Linked DNA regions of Mus musculus: all the other regions are linked to region 3. Evidence: chromatin loops called from intact Hi-C (ENCODE). Cell type or tissue: left cerebral cortex. All regions are shown on one strand. Links, peaks and the distances in the headings refer to the core of each region. The heading gives the core; the rest is flanking DNA.

Evidence for each region. Hi-C counts contacts between places; a loop is a spot of excess contacts. Peaks named below come from ENCODE experiments on the same cell type or tissue, not always from the same donor. Only the 100,000 strongest peaks of a DNase experiment are listed, where the experiment ranks them.
Region 1: a loop joins it to region 3, with 2.3 times the contacts of the local background. A loop is called at or near these places in 10 of 42 quality-filtered maps.
Region 2: a loop joins it to region 3, with 2.0 times the contacts of the local background. A loop is called at or near these places in 2 of 42 quality-filtered maps.

Annotation. Positions count from the first base shown.
Region 1 is chr6:6,855,898-6,863,838 of GRCm38, reverse strand. All of the region lies in intron 1 of Dlx6os1 (distal-less homeobox 6, opposite strand 1), which reads left to right. It overlaps Dlx6 (distal-less homeobox 6), which reads right to left and starts at 505. Exons shown (of 4, transcript NM_010057.2): 1 at 12-505. The coding sequence starts at 459. Dlx6os2 (distal-less homeobox 6, opposite strand 2) reads left to right here. Exons shown (of 1, transcript NR_002839.2): 1 at 1-42. In left cerebral cortex, for the core only: no CTCF peak of the experiment used is centred there; DNase peaks (open chromatin) are centred at 2,369, 3,085, 3,279, 3,816 and 1 more place; H3K4me3 peaks cover 2,316 bases; H3K27ac peaks cover 599 bases.
Region 2 is chr6:6,187,898-6,195,838 of GRCm38, reverse strand. Slc25a13 (solute carrier family 25 (mitochondrial carrier, adenine nucleotide translocator), member 13) reads left to right here. Exons shown (of 18, transcript NM_001177572.1): 2 at 4,522-4,575. Among named protein-coding and RNA genes, the nearest start is that of Slc25a13, 25 kb to the left of the region's middle. In left cerebral cortex, for the core only: no CTCF peak of the experiment used is centred there; DNase peaks (open chromatin) are centred at 1,723 and 3,716; H3K27ac peaks cover 510 bases.
Region 3 is chr6:6,574,530-6,582,470 of GRCm38, reverse strand. It overlaps Sem1 (SEM1, 26S proteasome complex subunit), which reads left to right and starts at 3,813. Exons shown (of 3, transcript NM_009169.2): 1 at 3,813-3,992. The coding sequence starts at 3,917. In left cerebral cortex, for the core only: a CTCF peak has its summit at 3,787; DNase peaks (open chromatin) are centred at 3,511 and 3,819; H3K4me3 peaks cover 1,910 bases; H3K27ac peaks cover 1,386 bases.

The sequences.
Region 1 (7,941 bases), core at 1,043-6,042, 280 kb before region 3:
CGGCCTCTCACCTGTGTCGTCCCCGCGCGTCTGGGCGGCCGCGCTGCTGTTGTGGTAGGACTGGAGGTAAGGGCTGTGCTGCGAGTGGCTCATGTAGGGGTAGGCGGCGAGCGATCGGTGGTTGTAGGAGTTGCCTCCGCTCGACGCGTAGGGCGAGCCGTGGTGGTGGTGCTGGTGGTGGTGATGGTGGGAGCCGGCCGCCGCCGCCGCCGCCGCGGCCGAGTGCAAGCAGTGCAGAGGGTAATGTGCGCCTGCCATGGCCGGGGAGGTCTGCTGCGAGTGCGGCTGCGGCGGCGGCGGCGGTGGCGGCGGCGGCGGCTGCTGTTGCTGCTGCTGCTGCTGCTGTTGCTGCTGCTGTTGTTGCTGCTGCTGCTGTTGCTGCTGCCCGAACTCCATGAAGGCGGATTTGGACGAGTCCTGGCCTTCCAAGCCGTCAGCCATCGTAGTCATGGTCATCATCAAAACTTTGGGGGCTGGAGAAAGCCTTCTCCCGGGTTTCTTTCACCCTCCCCCACTTGGCTCGCACCGCTCTCCCCTTTGCAGCCACCTTAGCTCCCGGGATCCTTGCAAAAAAATAAAAAAAATAAAAAATAAAAAAAAATTTAAAGGAGGGGGCAGAGGTGGTTCTCTTCCTCACTCTTCTCTAATATATACATATATATATTTAATATAAAGAGATATAGTGAGCAGGGCCTTGTTAACCCAAAGGGAGGAGGAAGGGGGAGGGATGGGAGAGGAGAGGGGGGAGGGGGAATCTGCTCTCTTCTCCCCCCCCTTGCTTTTCCCCCCTTGGATTTTTGGGGGCTGGTGCAGTTTAAAGCAGAGATTTTAAGGTGGATTCTGCGAAAGTTGCGCGTCTGCTTTCAGACTTGATGCAGACGCCACGAGTCGAATGGTTTGTCTCCAAAGGGCAGCGCCTTCCTATTGGTCAGTCGCCCCCTGACGTCACAGGCGCACCGCTTCTACTGGCGTGTGCGCTGCTTGTGGAGTTCTTCGCCTACCTTAAGCAACTAACTACAAGCTCAGCCCAGAGGTGCAACCTGGGGCCGCCCGGAGCTAAAGGGGAGCAGCGGTGGAGGGAGGCGCCCGGTAGGCTGCAGACGCATCCTGTCGAAGCTCCAACCCTGCTCCAAGCCCTTGTTTCCAGGCTTGGAGACTCGGAATAGCCTGGCTGGAGGCTGATCGCTTTCAATTCATTTGCACCCTTTCAGGTTGCCTGTGTTCAGAAGCAGTGGCCCTAGCATTTAAAACCAGATCCCCCCCCCTTCACTTGACTTTCCCCCTCCCTCAGGACCCCAACTCTACTCCCAAGGGAGCACTTTTGCACTGTGGGTTTTTCCAGAAGTACTTTATTAATGCCATTGATGGAAGAAAAACCTCTATATCTGGGCTCCAACTCATGGCAAGGGTCGGGGATAGTAAAGAAAGAAAAATCAGACCCTGCTCTGTTGAGATTCCTGTTGTTTTCGGCCCTAGTTCCTATATATTGACCCCCCCCCCCTCAACAGAGGAGGAATACCAACTACCCCCAGAACGCAGCAGCCTGCTCTGAAAGCGAGAGTCGTTGGAGGGCTGACAGGAATGCATTTTCTTCCTATTGAAAACAGAAGCTACTGTAATGCTTTCAAATATATGCAAATGATACATGCGGTTAGTGGTTTGGCAAATCTTGATTACAATATAAACTACCCAAGTAAAAGTGCCTTCGTCCTAAATTTGTCTCTCGATTACAATTCCAATTGATTTTATTTTATTGTCAACATTGTTAATGATAAAAATAGAGTCGTTTTACAGTTATTTTTACTTTCTGGAAGGAGGCAATTAGAGTTCTAATCAGGAATACACAAAAATCTCCCATGATTAACTGCAGTACTTTGTTCAAATTGCTGCTATAAAATTCAGAACAATTTGCCTGTAATGATTATGGACTGGGTTTATTTTGGGAGGTGGAATAAAAGTGGATATAGCATAAATTATCCTCTAATTATACACCAGTGTCGCTTCAATTATCCTCTTATCAAAATGGTTGTCTAACTGCCGCATTTAGTTTCAATTCTCTCCTTTTTTTCTATAAAAAGAACTTCATACCTTGTTATTATTAATCCATTTATTATTTGCAAGGGGGTTTATATCCGCACATCCAGGTGGTAGAACCACTTCTGTTTCAAAGATGGACTGGGGAAAGACATTAAGTTTGGAGCAGCTCAGTGCTACGGATCTAGCCTCTCTCCCTCGGGTCTCCAGACTCACTTGGTCCAAGCTGCGGAGCAGGGACAGCGGAGCTCAGGCGGCCACGTTCAGGCCCAGCCACCAGGTAGGAGAACCGGATCCAACTCTAGGCTTGGGGAGGGACAAGCAGGTCCGCACCGGGTCGCGTCCTGGGGCGGCAGGTAAGCTCTAGGAGCTTGCGGGGCCAGATGATAGAGACTGGGTGGGAGAAATCTGAGGACCCCATCCTACCCCCCTGGGCTCGGTGCCTGCTTTCAGTGGGTACAGGGAACAAACTGTGAGCTTTTGGCCACAAGAGGAAATGTGTGGGGTAGCAACCTTGTGTGGTGGTGTGTCTGGAGGTTGCGGAGGAACTAGTCTGTCTTCTTGGGAAAACTACTGGATCGTTTTTGCACCGTATGTTGTCTGTAGCCCATAAGCTACACAGCCCCAGGAATCCTAGAATGAGATTTGTGGTGCTGTTTGCCACTAGAACTCCGGGAAAGGGTGATAGTAGACAGAGCCTCACAATTTCCCGTGGCGCAGGAGTTACTGACTGCAGCTTATGTTAATTGATTTCCCCAGCTAGCGGCCCGGGGTCTCCTGGTACCCTCAGGCCAGTTTGCCTTTTCTTTTTTCCTTTCTTTCCTTCGGAGGCTCGTGGCCAGCCGGTTTTCTCCAGAGTTTCGCCCGCAGCTACATTGGCGCTCTCTTCCATTACCCAGCCCGCCACGCTTAACTTCTCGAGTCCCGGGTGCCGGTTCAGTAACTCTGAATTCATTTTTAAGTGGCTCCCTTGTTCCTTCCCTTTTAACAAGAGGTGCAGTTTAACACGCGAACCTGTAACGCGATCCGTGCGTTTACATATCGGCAGTGAATTAAAACAACAACATCTTCTGGGAAAATGAAAGATAGGCTGGGTAAGGTAGTGGTGGGGTGCTGAAGGGGAAGTCAGGGAAAGAGAAGCACCCTCTCCCCCGGCGGTGCACCCGGGCTGCGAGCCCAGCTCGTAATGTCCTCAAAGCCAGCAGATAGACATGGCAGTTTTATTGCTCTATACCCTGCAGCTTGCTGTTAACACGATGGAGGCGTTTCTCTCGTTTGCTTTTCTGTGTCTCTGCCGTAATGTTCGCAGGTGCACTGCTTTGCCCACTAACTCTGATAGCATCTGGATGACGGTGGTGGGGCCGGGAAATGTCCTCTCACCACCAAGCGCCAGATTCAAGGCGCGCAGCAGTGTCTGTTTGCAAAGGGATTTCCCCGTGTTTGTTTAAAGTGTGAAGAAGCCGCGATGGCTGGGATTGTCCGTTTATGTGTCTCTCCGTTCCTGGGGGTGCACTGTGCAGCTAGAGGGTAGCTGTGCATTGTGTAGGTTTTGTTGAAATTTGCTGGGTGACCCAAGCTGGGCTTTGGGAAACAAAGTAGTGAGCAAGGGGGCCTCACTCGGCTGGACAGCGGTTTCGGTGTTCTTGTTCGGGATAGAAGCCTAGGAATAACCGTCCCACTTCCCAGGAAACAGACGGCGGAAGACTAGCGTGGCCCAAAGGTGGGCAGCTAGTGCTTGCCACAATGTGGCCTCTGCCCCCAGCAAAAGTGCAGTGTTCTTCGCGCGGAGCTGTGCACAAACTGAAGTTGGGCAGTTCCGTTCCTAGCCCGTCGCCTGGTGTCTGGAGCATTTATGTTAATTTTATGTTAAAGAAGGCACCCCTACTTTACTGTAGTGCAACCTGCTACCAGCTCTTCGGTTACCAAATTTCGGGCTTTTCAGAGCTTTGCAGAAAAAAAAAAAAAAAAGACGCACACCTCAGGGGCTCTCGGGCCGGCGCCTCCCGCGCAGTCCAGGCTCCTTCCTCTTTGTTTCGCTCTCTGGGGAACCTACGCCAACTCTTGCCAGTGGGAGGGGAAGGTGGGCTAGAAAGGCCACTGAAGCCTTTATCATTCAAATTACAAGTAAACTTAGAAACCTGGAGGCCTAAGCCGTTTTTTTAAAGGGCCTGTTACTGTAAGATAAGAATGATATCCATTGAAGTTTTAGGAAGCGGGATTGGAGGCCTAAATTGCATTTTATTTTTCTAAGGTGTTAAGGTGTTGAGATGTTGTGGACTACTGGCCATGATAAGTAGGACTAACACACTGACTTCTGAACACCCCTGCTTCTATCTTGCCAGAATAGGTGTGTAGGAGCGGGTCCATTGGGTCTGAGATTCGTCCCAGTTTGGTTCTGGAGGATGTTTGCAGACAAGCGTAGGGCTGAGAATGCCTGGATCTCCCGGGAAGGTTTGCAGTGTTGGTGGGGGCTGTGGCAGTAAATTCAAGCCGTCCAGGATTTGGCTGGGTTTGGTTGCTAAGTTGGGCTCAGTTATCACGTTAATTCTAAAGAAATTAGACCTGGATAAATGGCCTTTGAATTCAAAGAAATAACTCGGTGTTGATTTACATAGCCACATTAAGAATCCCCTTCTCAATGGGAGACATTGGTGGAAAAATTCCTGCTAGTTCTTTCCTCATTTAAGGTGAATTCATTCTCTCTCTCTCTCTCTCTCTCTCTCTCTCTCTCTCTCTCTCTCTCTCTGTGTGTGTGTGTGTGTGTGTGTGTGTGTGTTGTCGTGAGCGTGTGTGTAAAAGGGTACCTGATATTCTAGAAACTCAAAAACCCTTTTCTCCCCAATTAAATACACACACACACACACACACACACACACACACACACACACACACACACACGTTAAAAACCCCAGAGCAGGAGACAGAAAACTGCCCCTTTCCATTTCTTGTTGCAGGCTAAAGGTAGAACCTTTAGGAGTAGCTCAAAGAACCAGCCTAGGCAAGAAAATGCTGGGAGTTTGGTGGTGTTTTCTCTAGCAATAAAACTGCAAAGCTCATGGCAATATAGTTCTCTTCCAGGTTTCCCCAGACCCAGCTTAAAAGTGGGTTTATCTACTAAATGCCATAAAGTCAGGTTGAGCAGAGTTTGGGGCTATAACCCTTATCTCTCCAGTTCTGGTTTCCAAGAATAGGTACCTGGGAAACCCCAACCTACCACTGAGCACCAGGAGGCTTCCTCTAGCATTTTCAAAAGTGCTCATTTGAAGAATATCAGCAACCAAGTCTCAACCTAGGGGCTTCTATTGTAGACTTTTTAAAATCTGAAATTTCATGGTGTTAATTGATACGAACTAGGTCCTTCCTCCAGCTTCACCATCCTTTGACTCCTCCCTGGGTTCATCTCTGGGTGTGTTTGTGCCCAAAGCTTTTGTATTTGGGAGCACTGAATGACAACAAACTTGAAACAAGTCTTTCCCCACCTCTTGGTTTTGGGGTTGGATATAAAACCTGTTTGCTTACTGTTTTCCCTTCCTTCCCTCTTTCTGTCTCTTTCAGCAAACATTAGACCCCAACCCTAATCCATAAACACAGTTTCCCTCAGCTTAAGACAGAGGAGGGTTGAAGAACCTACAGTGCTCAAACAGTTTTAAACAAGGTCAAGGCAGATGCCTGTGCTTTCAATATATAGGCTAAATCAAGGCTGACCTTCCCCTGCCCCAGATTTGCCCTGCTGGGAAATGCAGCAGAGTAAAGGAAGACAGGAGAGAATGCTAGAAGCCAGCTTTCATTTACCGGTCTTTGAAAAGCAGGACCCCTAGCTATCATAGAGTAAATGCAACCCTAGAGTGGCAGGGAACAGGCATCAACAGGAAATGCCAGACTATTTTTAGGCTTAATAAGGAGTTAATATAGCTGCCCAGTGTCTTCCTAAATGCCTGGAAGCATCTTCTATTTAATTCTTTCATCTCTTCATGAGCAGTAACAGTAATAAAGTCATAGCAAATACCTATAGATTAATAGAGAGCAAGGCTTGGGACCGCTCTTCAGGGAAACCTGGATGAAGAGCATCCTCTTGTTAAAATGGAAATAAAAAACGTAAGTGGAAACCCCTTTTTCACTGGTGAGAAAAAGAGTCATGTTCTGTGTCTGACCATCTCTTGATATATGTTTTTCTATACTTTTCCTACTTATCTGTTCACAGACGCTTATTTTTTTATTTCTAGAACATCCCAATAAGTGGGAAGACAGTTTACTGCTTATTCTTTTAAAATGAAACTTTCCCTAGAGGACCACAGATTTACCAGCCCTTGGAAGTTGGGATTTAAAAAAAAATCTTCAAATGACTACTATGCCATTTCTTTTTTCTTTTGTTCAGAAAAAAAAAATCCTCTTTATGCAAATATAATAGCAGAGAAACTCACTCCTTTCCACCTCTGGGATAAAATATTTTTCCCATGTTGTTTTAAATAATTTTATGCACAAAAATGTTGCTTGCCATCTTTATGCCATCAAGTGGGGCTCCTTCCCTCGCAATCCCCAAGTCTTTGGTTCTTTAAACACACTGAGAGGTCACGTCCATTGGGCAAGCTAGCATTTGACTGTGTCATCTTTGGAAGGCAGAAAATAAAAGAGAACACAGGAGTTGTTGTTGTTGTTGTTGTTGTTGTTGAGTTAAGAGTATAGAGAAGATGAGTGTCAACCAGCTTTTGTTCTTATGCCTAACTTATAGGTTTTCCTGGTCACTGGGTACCACAGCACTTTAATGTTAGTTTCACAACAAATCATCAAAATTAAAACTAACAAAGGTAGTCCCTATTTCCCGGCCCTGCAGTGGTGTGTATTTGCTCTTGGAGTGAGGGGGTGGGTTGGAGGTGGGTGGGCTAGACCTGCCAAACCAGCGCTCCATTTGCCTGTCTTTTACACCACACCCTCCTCCCTTTTCCTCCCTGTTCCTCAGCCTCCTTTTCTCTCATCACACTGACCACTTCCGCAAGGTCGTAATAGAAAAACCCATCCAAAAATTGCAAGAAGCCACCTCTCCTGCACAAACCCAGCCATTCTTTAATAACAATATTGTGAAGCTCAAAAGTGCTGGGCCCAACAATTAAAAAAAAAAAAAAAAGCGAGGGCAGCAATTCAGGATGCCAGTCCAGCAGTCCCAAGCAGACAGGCTGGCATCCCAGCCGATCTGTGGGTCCGGGGTGAAGGAAGGGGCGAGGGGCAGGAGCCGAGAAGGCGGAACGCCCGCGCCCGCAGCTGGCTCCCACGCGCCGCCGTCTGCGGAAAGCCAGGGGCAGGATAATGGAATTCAGCAGGCAAGGATCCTCAGAGAGCCAGCCACTGTCTTGTACAGATTTGTAGAGAAACCCTCACTGTAATTAAAACCGTACAGTCAGATTAATTCAATGTGTTGTTCGGCAGCATTTTTAATAGTAAAAATCCGCTTTAAAATTGAATTAGGGTCGAATAAATTTTCTGTGAGACTCGCCGGATTTGCCAGCTTTCATTGAAGCCAGCTAGGGTGGATTTAGGCGGTGGCTTCCTCCCTTCCCCCCCCCCCCTCGCCCCGCACCCCGCACCCCGTCCCCAGTTGGAGGTGGGGTAGGGGTTAGAGGGAGGGTGTTGATCAACAAGGGGGCCAGTTTTATCCCTAGACTGGTCGCCAGAGCCCGGTCCAGGGGGGGGTATCTCACTGCCTGGGGCTAACCCTTGATCTCAGGGGGCAGGGACAGACTTCTGACACCCAAAACTTCTCCCATTCTTTCCCACCCTCTCTGCGAAGTTCTTGGCTCTTGGGAGGTGAAGGGGGTAGGGAAGAAAGAGAGCTCTACTGTATCTTGAAGCAATTTCTCAACGTGTGTTTCCGCGTGTGCTGGAGGTTGGAGCCCTCTCTGGCCGACTGAGTGG
Region 2 (7,941 bases), core at 1,043-6,042, 390 kb after region 3:
CACTACAGAGATTCAGAACTCAGGTCTGAGGTAGCTCTTTTTGGTTTTGAGTGCTCCCTTCATTTTTTTCACAGATATTTTTATTACATGTATGTTTGTGCATCTGCATGTGGGGATATACATGTGAACGCACGTGCCCAGCTCACCTCAGTATTTTGAGAGCATGGACCTGAAGAGAGCCACCAGTGTAGACCTCACATCTTACTCATCAAGACTCTCTCTCTCTCTCTCTCTCTCTCTCTCTCTCAAAGATTAATTATTTTATGTAGATGAGTACACTGTAGCTGTCTTCAGACACACCAGAGGAGGACATCGGATTCCATTACAGATGGCTGTGAGCCACCATGTGGTTGCTGAGAATCAAACTCAGGACTTCTGGAAGAGCAGTCAGTGCTCTTAGCTGCTGAGCCATCTCTCCAGCCCCATCACCTAGACGCTTTAATTGTCAGTTGAGGAGTCCCTTAAGCTCTTTGTAGGGACTGGCATGGTCTGTGGAAGCCCCCAGGGAGATCCAGCTGGGTCTCACATTTTCAGAGCTTCCAGAGAGGAGTGACCCAATTTTATTTCTCCCGCCGCCTTTCCCTCCTAAGACAAGGTCTCCTCCGTCTCAAGATGGTCCCAAACACACTGGCTAAATGCCAAGAAGGCTCTGGAACTCCTGATCTTCCCGACTCTAGGTTCTAGGATCTTCCCTAGGGCTGGGATTTCCGTCCCCAGCTACGTTGGATTTCTTATTTGTCCCTACTGCCATCTGTCACACCTACCAACTATTTTGAGTGCACAAATGTGTGCTGCTGCAATTTGTGAAAGTAATGAGCCTGGTACTGTGGCTTAATTCCAGGGTAAGCAAGCTGACTGAAAAAAAAATTACTCGCATGCGTAGGAATCTTTCCCCTGCAGTTGGCAACTCTAACTCGTGTTAGAGTGAATTTATTTGTTCTAAAAGACACCTTTCTGGTTCTTCCTGTTATATTTTTATTCCCTTTATGAAAAAAGCCAGTTACTAAAGTTGGGTTATTATCTTACTGGTTTTTAGCTTCTTAACCTAGTTTGTGTATATTTCTCAGATGGCTGTTGATGACCGCCTCATATGGCTATAACTGGCATTTATCTTGTTAAAGTAAAATCCATATTTCATGATTCTCTAATTTTACCATTTAGTATCATGGACTTTAGGAATATACCTGAAATTTCCATTCTAAGTTAAATCAAATTAGATGTTCCCCAGTGTGTGGCGGTAACAGACATGCAGCCCCTTGCTTCATCTCCTCGTTAGTTTGGAATCAACTGCAACGTGTTACCTGACTGAGTACAAAACTCTCTATTGTGTTGACTTAAATACCAAGTGATATTTCATTAGTCACTTGCAAAGAATCTCTTCCTTCGTAGATTTGGAAATCAATTACTTCATTTATTGAAGCCATAGTGCATCTTTTGTTTTAAAGCTAGACTGTATTATACTCTGGTTTCTAAGTACAGATGATGAAGAATAAGAAAATAAGTAATTATTAAATGACCAGCACATGTACATATTTACATGTTATTATCTAAGATGCACACACCCATGTGTGTATGTACATCTGGAAACTACCTAAGGTTTGATGGAGCTCCTGTACCCAAGAATAAGCTCGGTCTAATAACGCCAGGCTCCTCGGCTGTAAAGCGCAAGCACTGAACAGCTGCTCTGTGTTGGCTTACAAAGCACAGCTCCGTTTCTTTGGCTCGCTTTCCTCAGCACGCATCTTCTTTCGTGTTGCTCTTGCCACCAGCTAGACTCTTATCTCAGTGCACCTTCAGGACATCGCAGCTCTCTCTCCAACTTTCTGCAGTCGTCACTGTGATTGTCCTTCCACTGCTGAGGACAACACGGGGCTGAGAATGGAAGCCAAAATGGAAATTCCGAATAGCTACCTATCATTTCCCGAGTAGGCAGTAGATAGATGGAGGACAGATGTTAGGAAGTTCTAGGAAGCCATCTTCTGGCTCCATCGTTCTCTGTGCCTAAGATGGGATATAGTATCAGTGGCTCTCAGTCTTAGGCAAATCCCCATGTGATTACTATCCCCTTACTCCTCCTGAAGCTTTGGGGCTGTTTGCAAGAGTAGTGTTATACGGGCTAGGAGAGCTAGGGGTGGACCGGTGTGTTAGGATGGCCTTGAGGCGTTGGGAGGGGCTTTGGTGAGTGTCTTTAAGAGCCTCAACTTCCCTTCCTCTCTCCTAGTTCTCCCTTCTGTTCAAGGACAGTCTTGATATTAAAACCCTCTTCCTTTTTACTGGTTGGGTGATTTGAGAATGGATCTTACTAGTAACCTGGCCTAGTCTCAAACTCTGGGTCTTTCTGCCTCAGTTTCTGCAGTTCTGGGATTTCAGGTACATACCATCTTGCTAGTCAAATTTCATATAGAGTGTTGATTTTCACTCTTGTGCCGTATATTTTCTGTAAGCCTGTAATGTGGGGGGAATGGGAGATTTGAGACGGAGAAAACTCAAATGCCAGGGGGAATCTAGCTTTTCTTCTGACTTAGGGAATGGAGGTACATGACTGGTTTTGAGCCTTGATTTTCCCTTCTGTAAAATGGGGAAAATAGTATGTGTTCTGACTTTCAGACTTGCTGTGAGGACCTGGCCATGTTTTGTAAACTGTGGGGTCCATTCTTGGTGGCATAAATTTGAAGCATTGCCCCCACCCCCCACCCCCAGATGGCCTTTTCCCTTTGTGCTCTTCCGTGCCTAGACCCTGTGAGGGAAGAGTTTGCTTTTTCTCTCAAAGATGTCCAGCTCTGACTAGGAGCATTGAATGACTTGTGTGCTTGGGGAGCAGGAGAAGGTGATGTGGTGGAAACTTGGGCCAAGGAGGGACATCCTAAATAGCCGTGTCTGGTATTGTTCATACAAATTGTGTAGCATACTGAACTAAGCAGGTGTGCGAATATGTATTCACACAGAGCAAGCATAGCTCATTCTGTAAAAAATCTCTTTACCTTTCAAAGAAAAAAACCCTAGGAACTTAAGGCTAACATATGTGTAGCCCCTCTTCCTATGCCTAGTAAATGGCCTGTCAAAGGGTGTAGGATTTTTACTAAGGTGGAAGAAAGGCCTCCGCTCTGCCAGTGGAGACAGAGGCACTTTGGTGATGCCGTTTTTAGGAATGTTCATTTTAGCTTCCTCTTTCCACCAACAGGGCCTGCTCTTCTAAAACCTGGAGGTCTATAGTGTCATTAATCATGGCTGTGTTGGCTAGTGCTCAGGAGTATCGTTAATCATGACTGGGCTGGTTAGCGGTCTTAGTTTCCCTTCGTTATTGAACAGCAGAGAACATCAGCCAATTCTGGGTTTAAGGCACTGATAGTGTCAGATAGTCAGCGGAAGTGGAAAGAGCCTATCAGATAGTCAGCGGAAGTGGAAAGAGTCTATCAGAGGTAGCAAACCAAGGTGACCAATCAGCAGCTTTCAGAGAGACTACCACCCGTTCCAGCGACTGGTTAATAAATATATTCCTGATAGTGGTGGGCTAACAAGCTCTGGTAGGTTCATATTGAAGGACAGAAAAGCCATTGTCTAAAGATCTCAGAAGAGCCTTTGCAAGCACACCGAAGGGATTTACAACAATTTGCATAAATCTCCTGGTGGATAGAGACATGATTCCAGTGTTGGGGTGGTTCCAGGACCCCCGCCTTGCTTGTATCATGGGGTGACACTGGGCTTGCTGAGAACTTCGTCTTCTGACCACTTTTGCCAGCAGGACTGGGTGATGGCCAGTGAATAAGCCCACTGTTTGCTTCTGCATAAGGGTTCTTTTGTGTTGGCCTGGGGCAGTCGTGTTCAAGTTTGTCTTGCTTTTCCCCCCAGTGATGTTTTTGGACTTTGTGGCCTGGAGAATTAAGCACAACACCTATTCTGAGCTAATCTGTCAAGTTTTCCTGGTGGAAGGTAACCACGGTCCCTTGAGTTTCTAGAATGTGAAGAATAATAGTCACACCTTTGGAGACTTATGATTTATTAAGGCTGGGGAGAGGTGGAGGAGTTCCTTGGCGTGACTGGGTCGCTGGGTGTACGTGCTGCTCATGGTGGAGCTGTGGGAAGCAGTTCTCCCTGGGCCCTTAATATGATTTACTAGTTCACTGACTTTTAAGAAATGTGCTCCTATGCAGGACTGGCAAACAGGTTATACTTAATATTTAGTATTCCCAGGAGAAGGTATGAGTTACTCTTGGGTGTGGTTTAAAAGCCAGGTGTTCACTAATCTGTTTCAACTTTCCCCCTGCCTTTCATACATCGAATACTAGATATTAAAGCGTTTCTGGTTTCTCACACAGAATGTTATCATTTTAGAAGCCACACGGAGTCTACCTTAGAATCAGGGGATGGGTTTACATACTGGAACAGTTTGGTACTTTAAGTTAAAAAAAAAAAAAAAAGAAAGAAATGTACTAATTTCTAACCCAAAGTTTATTTTCCCTCCTGCTAGCTTGATTTCTCCACTTTGTTCTAATAATATAAACATTTTCTGTGTATTTATAGGTGGCTTTAACCAAGAGAGCCGATCCAGCTGAGCTTAAAGCAATATTTTTGAAGGTCAGTATAAAGGAATCTATTTGTTTCTTGTTTGGTTTGTGTTCTATAACTTTAGAAGATTATTTCAAACAGCTCTTTATTTCATTGTTGAAAAATTTAAAAACATACCCTAAAGTATCTTAATGTAGGAGTCATGAAAGGTATCCTTTATTCTTTTGGTTTTAAAAAATATATGGGGACCATGTATGTGATTTCTGGTGATGGGGATATGGCTTCTATTTGAATTTCTTTCACGTCATGCAGTTCAACTGAAAAGGACTTGGAGGACTGAAGGGTGACTCGTTACCCCTTGAGGACTGGCCTCTGAAGGTCCGGAGTGGTAGCTTTTCTCCTACGAAGTTTCAGGATTTGTACCAGCATCCTGGTAAATTCTCTATTGTGCCAGAAAGGACTGTCCTCCCTTTTAAGCTAGAAGAAGCCCATTGTTTTTTTTTTAGCCATTATCCCCATCGTTGGGTATCGCTGGATGCTCACAGACACGTGCGATTCTCCAGGTACTCTAAGAACTTAGTGCTTTGATTTCTTGTACATTCCCAACTCTGTGATTCTGGACAGGGAACACTTAGTGCAACAAAAAAAACAAAAGTCTTCCTCCGGTCTCCAACCATTTTTTGGGGGGGGGTGGCTCAATATAGTAAAAAAAAGAAAAGGCCTGTTTTTAAAAGACAATAGAAACAAACTATGTGGGCATTCTCTATACATTGAAAAGACTGTTCGTGCAAATCAAGTGAACCGGGTGTGTAGAGATAACAAGGGGAAGTTTAGTGGTCTGTGTTAGAATGGTTGGGATGTTAGTACTTGGTTTGCAGCATGCCTGGCTAAGACATTGGAGTTCTCTTTGAAGGCTGTACTAAGAGAAAGTGCTCGCCAGTAAGTTCCAGAACGCTCAGTTCTATATGATAGAGACTCCATCTCAAAAGACAAGATGGAAGTGCCGTCTTTTGGAGGGGTACACTGGAGCATTTATAGATGACAGTATGGTAGTAGAATTTACCTTAAAATCTGATTTGGGGGAGGAGGAGATAGGTAGTATTATGAAAAATATTTAAAGTTAGGAAATGCAATATTAGCCTTATTACACTTTTATTTGTCTACTTAGTGCGTTTGAATATTTTCCTAATGAAAAGTTAGGAGAAATTCTAGAGATTCAGTACATTGGCCGGTGTGCACTGCCCAGCACCTGGCCTGCTTCAGGTTGACTCAGTAATGTGCCTGTGCTTGTATTTAAATGATGCAAATATTGGGAAGACAGACTGAAGAGCTGGCTTAGTCTTTAGGAGGGTTAGGTGTGCTCACAGCTTTTTCAGAGGACCCGGGTTCGGTTCCCACCTGGTTTATCAGGCAGCACAACACTGCCTGTAACTCTCTGAAGTTCTCTGGCCATTGAGGGCGTGTGCTGCACATAAACTCATGTAGGCACAGAGACGTGCACATAATAAATAAAACAAGAACAAAAGCAGGAAAGACAAAGATCCCAAGAGGTAATATAGGAGGAAGTTTTCGGAGGAGGAAAGAGGGTTCAATTTTTAAGGATGCCTGGACTTTACATATACACAGACACATATACACAGACACATAGACACACAGACACACTTTTCCAAATTCCTTTTAGCTAAGAAGGGCCAAAACAGAATACTGTAAGGTAGAAACGGGTCCCCAATGATTGAAATCAAGGAAATGGATGCTCTTCATGTCTTCCTTAAGTTACTGTTTTAGGGCTGGAGAGATGGCTCCATTTGGCACAAGGAAGCACAGAGAGAGAGAAGGAATTTGGTGTGGGTCTCTGCACAGCCGCTTGGGCTGTTTCTGTGTGGGTGACCTCAAAGTCCGGCTCAGAATCTTTGGCACTAAATAGGGGACTACGTGACTTTTGAGAGAGGTTTGTTTTTTGTTTTTTGGTTTTTTTTAATGGCTTAGAGTCTGAGGTGATGCGGGGGAGGAGGTGGGTATGTGAAGGAAACTGAATCAGCAGTTTGTAGACAGGATCTGGATCTGCATCTGGCACAGGGTCTGCTGACCTCACCAGGCCTGAAGAGTGTGGGACCAACCTAAATCTACTCCGCCTCAGCGTGCGGAGGCTCTCTTGTTTACTGTCTAGCATAGATGATGGTTGTGGCTAAGGGATGAAAGGAGACTGAGACGCAGAGGGGGCCTGCTAAGTAGGCACAAACAGTCACCAGTCTGCAAACCTGTCTCCTCTGTTGTTTCCTGTTCGTTAATGTAACTTGATTTTTCTCTCTCATAAAAACTCCATGTGAAATAGGCCAGCCAGCTCTCTGAAGAATGAGGCAGAAGGAAGGATTCATCTGCAGCCCGGGAGGGATACAAAGGAGCCTTTGGTACTAGGTGTCTGGGTCATGGGGGAGGTGGTTGCCCTGGAGGTCAGAGAGCCATGAAGCTGAGCAGATGGGGAGAGAGTCACCTAGAGACTGAAGAGGGCACCCTTCTGGATTCTTAACTGCATGCTTTTGAGAAGGAGACTCAGTCTCACCCTGCTCACCTGACTCTGAGGTTCTCTTAGATGTTGGGCATCTAGTAACGATGCCTAAACCATGACTTCTGCCCCGAAATATTTCTCTGTCTGTAAGTAAAAAAACAGAGCCACGATACGGTTCGTAAGTATGACGTAACATTAATGTGTAGGGAGATTATGGCAGACCAATTACGACTTCCTATGGAAATGTAGTTTGAAAGGAACTTTGAGCTGAAATGGAAAAAGAATAGAGTAGTACGTGCAAAGTGGAGTGTACCCCATGTATGGAGGGAACTACCTTCAACTCTAGAATGAATAGAGAATGAGTGGAATGTTGGTTCTTGGTTTGCAACAGGCCGGGCTAAAACAATGGCGTCCACTTTGAAGGCTGTTCTTGGGAAAAGGCTCGCCAATGCTTTATGTGTGTGTGAAGCTGAACTCCACACAGTTTTAATCTCAATATGATGACGTTTTTCTACCTAGTATATTTGCTGAAGCTTCATGTTCATTTAAAAGGATTTGTGATTTAAATGAAGGGCAGGGATGCTCTGTTACAAGTGGGATGAGCAAAGAGGACCGAGAGTAAATGAAGGCTGTCTCAGGAGCTCAGGTTTAGCACAGGCCGGTTTTTCAGGAATACCGCAGGAAAAGAGACTGAGTAAACCCGCTCCAAAGATTCCGTTGTGTGGAGGGAGAAGCTGGTGGGGAGAGCATGGGGGAGCAATAGGAGAGCAAGGAGGACCCTGTGGAAGCCTGGAGATGGGTCGAGACTGTCAGGAAGGGTGCTGTGCAGAGCAGGATGTGATAGAAACCTTGGGGGTGAGCATCTCGAAAGCCTGCCATGTCTGTAAATAGGTAGAAAGCCCTGACGGCTTTCCGAGTACTGCAAAGAC
Region 3 (7,941 bases), core at 1,436-6,435:
GAGCTTTGTACAGTATGGTGTGAGTGAGAAAGGAAACAGCACACGTGGAAAACATGGTGGATGCTCCTCGGAAAAATTAAAGCTAGAACTACAGGTGACCCTACTGTCGACCTTCCTCCTGACTACATATGCAAAGGAATCACGAGGAGGAGCCGGATGAGTTAGCTGGAATCTCACGTTTACTGTGGCATAATTCATAAGAGTCATGATATAGAAATAACCTCAATATGTGTCAGTGGATGAATTTTAGAATATGGTATACAACAGAATTTGATCTTAAGAAAAAGGAAATTCTGCCTTATCTGTGTAATGCATTATCTACACTCTCTACAAGGGCATGTTCCCACGACTAACTTCCTGTACGAGATTCCAAGTTTTCATCACCTCACCACAGTGACATAGGCTGTTGAGAAAAATCTCACCACAGTGACACAGCCTGTTGAGTATGGGTCCCTAGAGACCTTGAAGATCTGAAACATGAAATGGTGTATCATTAAAAGGTGATCATAGAAACAGGAAATACAGTGGTGGGTCCCAGAGTCAAGGGTACTAGTGTGTTGCAAGCAGACCTGGGATACCTGAAGCTGAGTCTAAACCCTACTTGGGATTTTTTTATTTTATTATTATTTATTGTAAGAAGACAGCTTAAGATCTAATCTCTTAAATTCTTTGCATTTTAGCCAGAAGGTAGGTGACACACCCCTTTAATCCCCTCACTTGGGAAGCAGAGGCAGGTGAATCTAAGAGTTCAAGGCCAGCCTGGCGTACAATGTGAGTTCCAGGACAACCATGGTTATGCAGAGAAACCATGTCTTGAAAAAACAAAAACAAAACAAAAAAAAAAAACAAACAAAACAAAACAGCATTTTAGAGAGGGTATTTGAAACCTTAATTTTAAAAACATTAATTCTTTGAAAATTTTATTATATAATGAGTAATTTCTAGAAATTTGCTGTATAACAGAACATCAAGAATGTTGGACATGGTGGCTCATACCTTTAATTCCAGCACTTAGGAGGCAAGGCAGGTGGAGGTCTGTGACTTGCAGCACAGTCTGGTCTACATGTTGAGTTCCAAGCCAGGAAGGGTTACAACTATGTCTTACTAAAGACCCCTCTAAAAACAAACACCTTCCTCTCTTAAGAGAGCTGCCTGTGCTTTCAAATGCCATTACTGGTTTATCGATTTAAAAAAAAAAAGTTCAGCCATAAAACTAAGATGCCCCTGGTGACAAGATGTGGAGAAATCCACTTAGTGTGGAGACGAAGCTCCCTTCCTGCTGGCTGCTTTCATGAGACGGGAAGGTGTTATGTAAGATGTTGGGTGGAAGATGTCAGGTGGCAGTCTTACCTAGCTGTAAATGCTGTGAGATTCAGTAATGAACAGTGCGGTAAGGTATGCCCCCGGGTACAAGAGTGCCACCAATGGCATGGAGGTAACCAATTTATTTCTGATGCGATTGAAGCCTGCTCACAGAAGAAAACATATCCCGGACATTGCCAATCTAGCCAAGAACCCCAAGCTGGGACAGACAGTCCCTGGTCAAAGAAACAGGTTAAAGTGTCAGCAGAATGCTCATCCACAAGTGGGACGTCTATGTCACACCTCCTCCCCAAGGTTCAAAAACTATCATAGAAGAAGTGGACAAATTGTAAGAGCCGAAGGTCACAGAGGACTAGAGCTAAACAGTGCCTTCTGAACATGACAGGACTGCTGTACTTATTGATCTCAAAATAGCTGTTTGCCTGCACAAGAACCAGTCCGTCGGGTAGGCATCAGCTGGAAGGGGAAGCACTTCAAACTGAGAAACTATGGGCAGCTAATGGTTCCTGGGGCAAAGAGAGTCAGTTTTCTTTGAAGGTTTCGCTTCTACATAATCAACAATGGATGGCCCTACATCCAGGCGGATTCAGACAGTGCAAACTGAAGGTGAGGAGTTGTTAAAATGAAAAGGACGACACAAAATTGGGGAGTGAGGTAGAATCGTTCTTTGAGGAGTCAGGAAAAGGACTTGGAATTGACCAAATGATCAAAATACATTGTATGACATACTTACTGTTAATAAAAGTTTTTTTTTTTAATTTATGATGTAACCCCCCTCCCCCCAATATAAAACACTTTATAGGGATCTCATGTTGTCTTGTTGCCATAATAGGAATAAAATCCCAGTAGAGCTAGCTTCAAGTATCCAGAGTGCACTTGACTAGGGAAGAGTCCCTATTTCTTAAGACATTCCGGTTTTACTTCAGGGTGAGTTAATCTTAAAGATCTAGAAAGAATAAATATTTGACCAGGAAACTAATCATAGTGTAATGATTAGTTTTAATTGTTAATTTGGCACATGAAATCATCTGGGAAGAATGTCTCAATGAGAGGTAACCACTATTGGGTTATTCTATGGTCATATCTATCACTCACTGTCTTGATTACATTAATTGGAATGGAAAGGCCTGCCCACTATGGGCTAGCCATTCCCTAGGCAAGGGATCCTGGACTGTGTAAGCTTAGAGACAGCGATGCACCCAAATAGCAAGCACACATTTATTCTCTGCTCTTGACTGTGGATGTGAGAGCGGCTTCAAGTTTCTTCCTTGACATTCCTGCAGTGATGGAGTACAACTTAGAATTATAAGCCAAATGAGCTTTTCTCCCCTGAGCTGCTTTTTTGCCGGGGTATTTTATCATAGCAATGGAAATGGAATTAGGAAAGAGTGTTTGTATAAAATAAAGTATTTTTTACAAAATATGTTCCACTTTCTACTTTCTGATATATCTTTTTAAAAAAACATACAATATTCATATTTATATCCATAAATTGTTCAAACATTTTTCCCATGTTTTTTTAAAAATTCTCTGGCACGGGGTAGTGAGCCATTGGGGATATATTTCTAGCCCTCTGTTTACTTTTAATTTAGGGACACAGTTTCACTAAGTTGTCCAGCCTGATTTTACACTCATTGTATCCAAGGATGCCTTCTGCCCCAACTTCCTCAGTAGTAGGGCTTATAGACCTTCTTCAATTTTTATATATCAAATAGAGTTATTCTTGCACCTGTAACTATGTGTGTTATATGTATAGCCTTAAGTGTGGTGCTGAAAATAAATAAATTATACTAAAGAGAAATTAAGTACCTCATATAAGAGCCCTTTAGATGCAATAGAACACAGATTTATTAGCCTGGCAAATACGTGTTACTGTGTGGTTAGACACTAACTTTTCTCCTATCTTTCATTGTCTTGTTCTTTTCCATGGGTCACAATTAAAACAAAGAAAGCAAAACCAAATCATATCTTTTGAACAACAGTACAACGTTACATCATTTTTTTTTTTTTTTACTTGTTTATTTTTTACATCAACCTGTCAACTAGTTAGAACAGAAACCCTACGGAACACAATTGTAAGGTCAAGGAGCACAGCACAAAGGAAAGGTTGGAGGACAGTCAGAATTGTCTAGCATATGAGTGCCTCTGGCTGCCTTTGGTCCCGGGTTCCCTGTGATGTGGAGATATTTAACAGCATGCTCAAGGCTAGGTTTGAGTAGTGGAATAATGTAATAAGCTCTTAACTTATGTTACTTTATCTTTCCAGATTTCTGTTAGTGATTGTAAGCTAAATAATGGCCTTTAGTAATTTAATACACTGTAAATCTTTCACACGTAGGCAACTATATGAATAATAAAACGAACGAACACACTATAAAACAAAACAGTTCACTGTTTCAAGACGGGAGGACCTACTACAACCGCAGGACGCTCTGGGAGGACCTTCGCTGTCCCAGCATTCCTCGCGCTGCCCCGCAGCTCTTTCCCTCTCGTCTCTATGGTTGCGCCGGCGTTGTCAGGATCGGCGCCTCCGGAGTACTGAGGCTTCCGACTTTGCGGCCGGTCCGAGCAGCTTGGGTCTTGGCGCGGCGCGATGTCCGAAAAGAAGCAGCCGGTCGACTTGGGTCTCTTGGAAGAGGACGACGAGTTCGAGGAGTTTCCCGCGGAAGGTAACCGCCAGGCCGCGCGCTGGGCCTGGGGCCTCCGGTGGGGCGGCGCCGGGCCTGCTCTCTGCGGGAATGAGCTGGGCCCAGCAGCGCGGATCCGGGCGCGGCCTCCGGGGGCCCCGGCCTCGGCCTCCGCGTCCCGGTAGCCGTCGCTTCATGGCGCGGCCCAGTGTTTTGCGCCTCGTCGCTGGGAGGAACCAGGTGAAGCTGGGCCCACGGTGCTGCGAGCTTGTGGCCCTTTAACTTCAACCCGGGACTCTCCGCATCTGCACAGTCTCTTGTTTTGCTTCGGTTTCCAAGCCTCCCCTTGGTAGTAAACTTCAGAGTCCCACTGTTGCCCAGGGCAGCCAGTGCTGTGTACCTCTCGGATAGCGCGAATGAGCCCCGAGAAGTGGGATGATAGAGTCGTTCGTGTGTGTTGTATTCATTACAGATTTTGCCTCAATTTCTGCTTCTCTCCATTTACGGTCACGTGAATTAACCCAAGCTTTATAAAAGTCTTAACCATCTGCCTTCGAAACTAACTTCAATGCTAGGGATGCTTTAGTTTTCTCATTGTAGGTAATAACATAGCTAATGTTGGAAGAGCCTGCTATGATCTTGGGAACGTGAGTGCTTCGCTTCTATTGGCACAATCCATTTCCACAAATATAGGAAGTAGGTATTAATGTACTTACTATTATTCACGTAAGGAAACAGAAGTTTGGAACAATGGAGAAACAGGCCCAGTGTCAACACTGTCCGGAAATGGTGAAACTGAGACGCCTTAATTTACACCAAAGTCCTTAACTTCAGCAGTTATCTTCTGTTTGCTAGGCCTCTTTTTGCCATATTAGTTTTTCAAATTGATTACTTTATTGGCTAATTGTTTTGAGTAGATTTCCCAAATATTTTACCTTGTTTCTAAAAAGTGAGTTAGACTGTGTCTCCATGAAGACCATAGGAAGAGAATTGTGGTTAGTCATGTGCACATACGTGGCATCAAGCAATTATCACTTGACAAAAATTGTACTTAGTTACCCCACCATGATCTCAATGCGCATAAAATCACATCACAGGAACGTTTAGTCTAAGTATAATGTAGTGTTTTAGTTTTAGTGAAAGAGAACATTAGTGTGTATATTATGCAACCTCATAAACCAATTCAGAAGATATATTTCCTCTGAGTTAGGAGTCTATAATATATGATGGGATAGTTTACCTTTTGTTTTGGTAATAAATTTATTTGTTCAGTCTGATGTTTTGTTTTCAGGTTCATTAATAATCCTGTAACAGAGCTTTGTGGTAGAATTGGCTAAGTGAGGGCAGGTTAGATTTCTTATTCCAACTACTTGTTTCAGATGGTCCTTATCCCTTATTACATACAAGCTGCACGGTTAAGACACTTGCTTTGCATTGTAGAGTCAAGCATCTAATCTTGAAGCAATAGAGTTCACGTGTTAAAAAATAAAGATAAATTCTTGCCATTAAGTCTCTAACTCAGAATCTAAAAGGTCTTTCTGACCAGTGCACCCACCCAGACTTTAACCCTCACCTTTAGTGCAAGTCTCTATTTAAAATAACTAGATAGCTGAGAACCTAGGAAAGAATTTAGAGGTAACTGTCAGCTTGATGATGTACTAGATGTTTTTCAGCACCTTTTGTCAACTTTAGTGTACTGTCTGTCCTTTAGAGCCTGTATTTTGAGCAGTAGTCTGTTGAGTGTGTTGACAGTTGTATTATGTTTAAACATCTCATCGATGTTAAGGAAAAGCAAAGAGTCTAAAGACAAAAGAACGCACAAAAGATTTAGTGTAAGGACGGTGTCATTTAATGATCTTCCAAATTTGTTGTCTTGGTTAGAGTGTATAGAGTCTAGTTCCTTGGGGAATCTTTATATTTAGAATGAGAAGTAACATTTTAAATGATTTGTTATGCATGTGTGTTTCTTCCTTAGTTAACAGATACATAGCCTTAATTCATATTAGGAAGATTTTTGCTGTATATAAAGATTAATTCACTGGGTAAAATTAGTGAATATTTACAAATTAAAATCTTTGATTAAAAACTAAATGAAAGAAATAAAATCTGAAAAAGAAAAAAAACCCAGAAGACCTTTTTTGTTTTAGAGTAAACATGTTCTTTCCTATTTTTTGGTGTTGTTCTGATACAGATTCTCTGTTGCTGTTGACATGTGGTTCATGGACCACCAGTCTTGGCATTTGCATTATTTGGGAAGATGTTAGAAACACCTCTTAGAATTTGAATCCTTCAGTATTTGAGTTGTCTTTTAAGTTTTTTTATACCCAGATTTACTTTCAAGTGCTTTCCCTTCGGAAAACTCACTTTTTCTTATGATTGCTTTTTACGAAAAATTGGCAAACTCACTAATAGAGTAAATGAATCATTTTCTTGTTAGACCAATCTGGAGTTATCTGTGCCATTTATAGGATGTCTTACTGCAAGAGTCTTGTTACTTGAGAGTGTGCCAAAGTGGGGCTGGCCACTCTCTGGGCTGTGTGTAGACTGTACACTGTGGAGCTTGTCACAGGCAAGTCATTAAATTGTTTTCATAGTTTGTCTTTCGGGAATGTTGTTGCTACAGCTCCTCCCAGATAAGAACCTGCTAGATGGAATTTCAATTTAGTGATCTTAAAGAAAGATAAATTTTATTTTGAAGAGAAACCATAAGTTAATGTTTGCGTGGAGACCTCATTGTTTCATTGAATAGCTCTTCTTCAGTGTGAAGTATAACATCTGGAATGAGTCGCTGAAGGTACAAAGGAACAAATGTTCCATTTATCCCCCTAGTTCCCTTGTTTAGTCTGAATCTGCTCCATTGGCAATTCCTTAAAATTATTCTAATTGGTGGGTATGTACTATAATGGACATTCAGAGGGAGCTGTTACAAAATCATGTTTAGAATCTTTGTGTAATGTATTCTACACAATTTCTAGTTGTTTATGCCGAGTGAGAATAGGCTTTGTAAGGGAGCCATTCAGATCGAAAGTTTTGATATGGCTGGTTTTAATATATTTCTGGAGGCCTTCAGAAAGAGTGTTAGACCCAGGTAATAACTTTGTGAGAACATTTCAAATTGTATCCATGCAGGTTAGTTTGGTGGTTACAGAGTGGGTTATAAAATTGAAGCTGTTGTATAATTGAATCTTGAAACTACTTTTTTCCTTGTCAGACAGATATGGAAAGGATGCTGATTTCTTTTCACTGACAGTTAGAAGTGGGTGATAAAAGCGGGAAGAAACAGTGATTGTTTTGTCTTTCATTTGTTTGCTTTGTCCTTTTCCAGAGCTAAGATATTTGGTTTATATTGTCTTGCTTTTTTTGAATATTTCAAGTGAAATTGGAAACGGGATTTGCAAGAGTTCTGCTCTTAACTATTGTATAATTTTTCTATAACCAGTGAGACATACGTACACCGAAAAATCAGGGGTATGCTACTTCCCACAGCTTCACCCTGTCCCATTAAATTCCTGGGTAAGACCTGGGTAAGATACAGTTGAGAATCTGTCAGTTGAGTCAAACAGTGGGCCAGTCATCTCCTGAAGTTTCTTCTGGGTAACTAAGGCCCTCTCACTGGTATCTGACAAAGTAGGACATCTTGCGGAGGTCTGATCATCTGGTGAGTACTTTAGTGTATCACAGTCACATAACTCATAGAGGTAAAAATGGCCATCATTTTGTGAGTGGGTTGCCAAGGAATTTAAATATGTAGTTAGGGTTTTATTACTGTGAAGACACACCATGACTATGGCAACTCAAAACATTTAATTGGGGCTGCCTTACAGTTCAGACTTTAATCCATTATTGCCAAAGGGGAAGCATGGATGGTGTACAGGCAGACGTGGTGCTGGAGAGGTAGCTGAGAGTTCTACATCTGGATCCATAGAAGGCAGAAGGAGGAGACTGAGTCACTAGGCCAGGCTTGAGCTTCTGAAGCCTTGAAGACCACCTC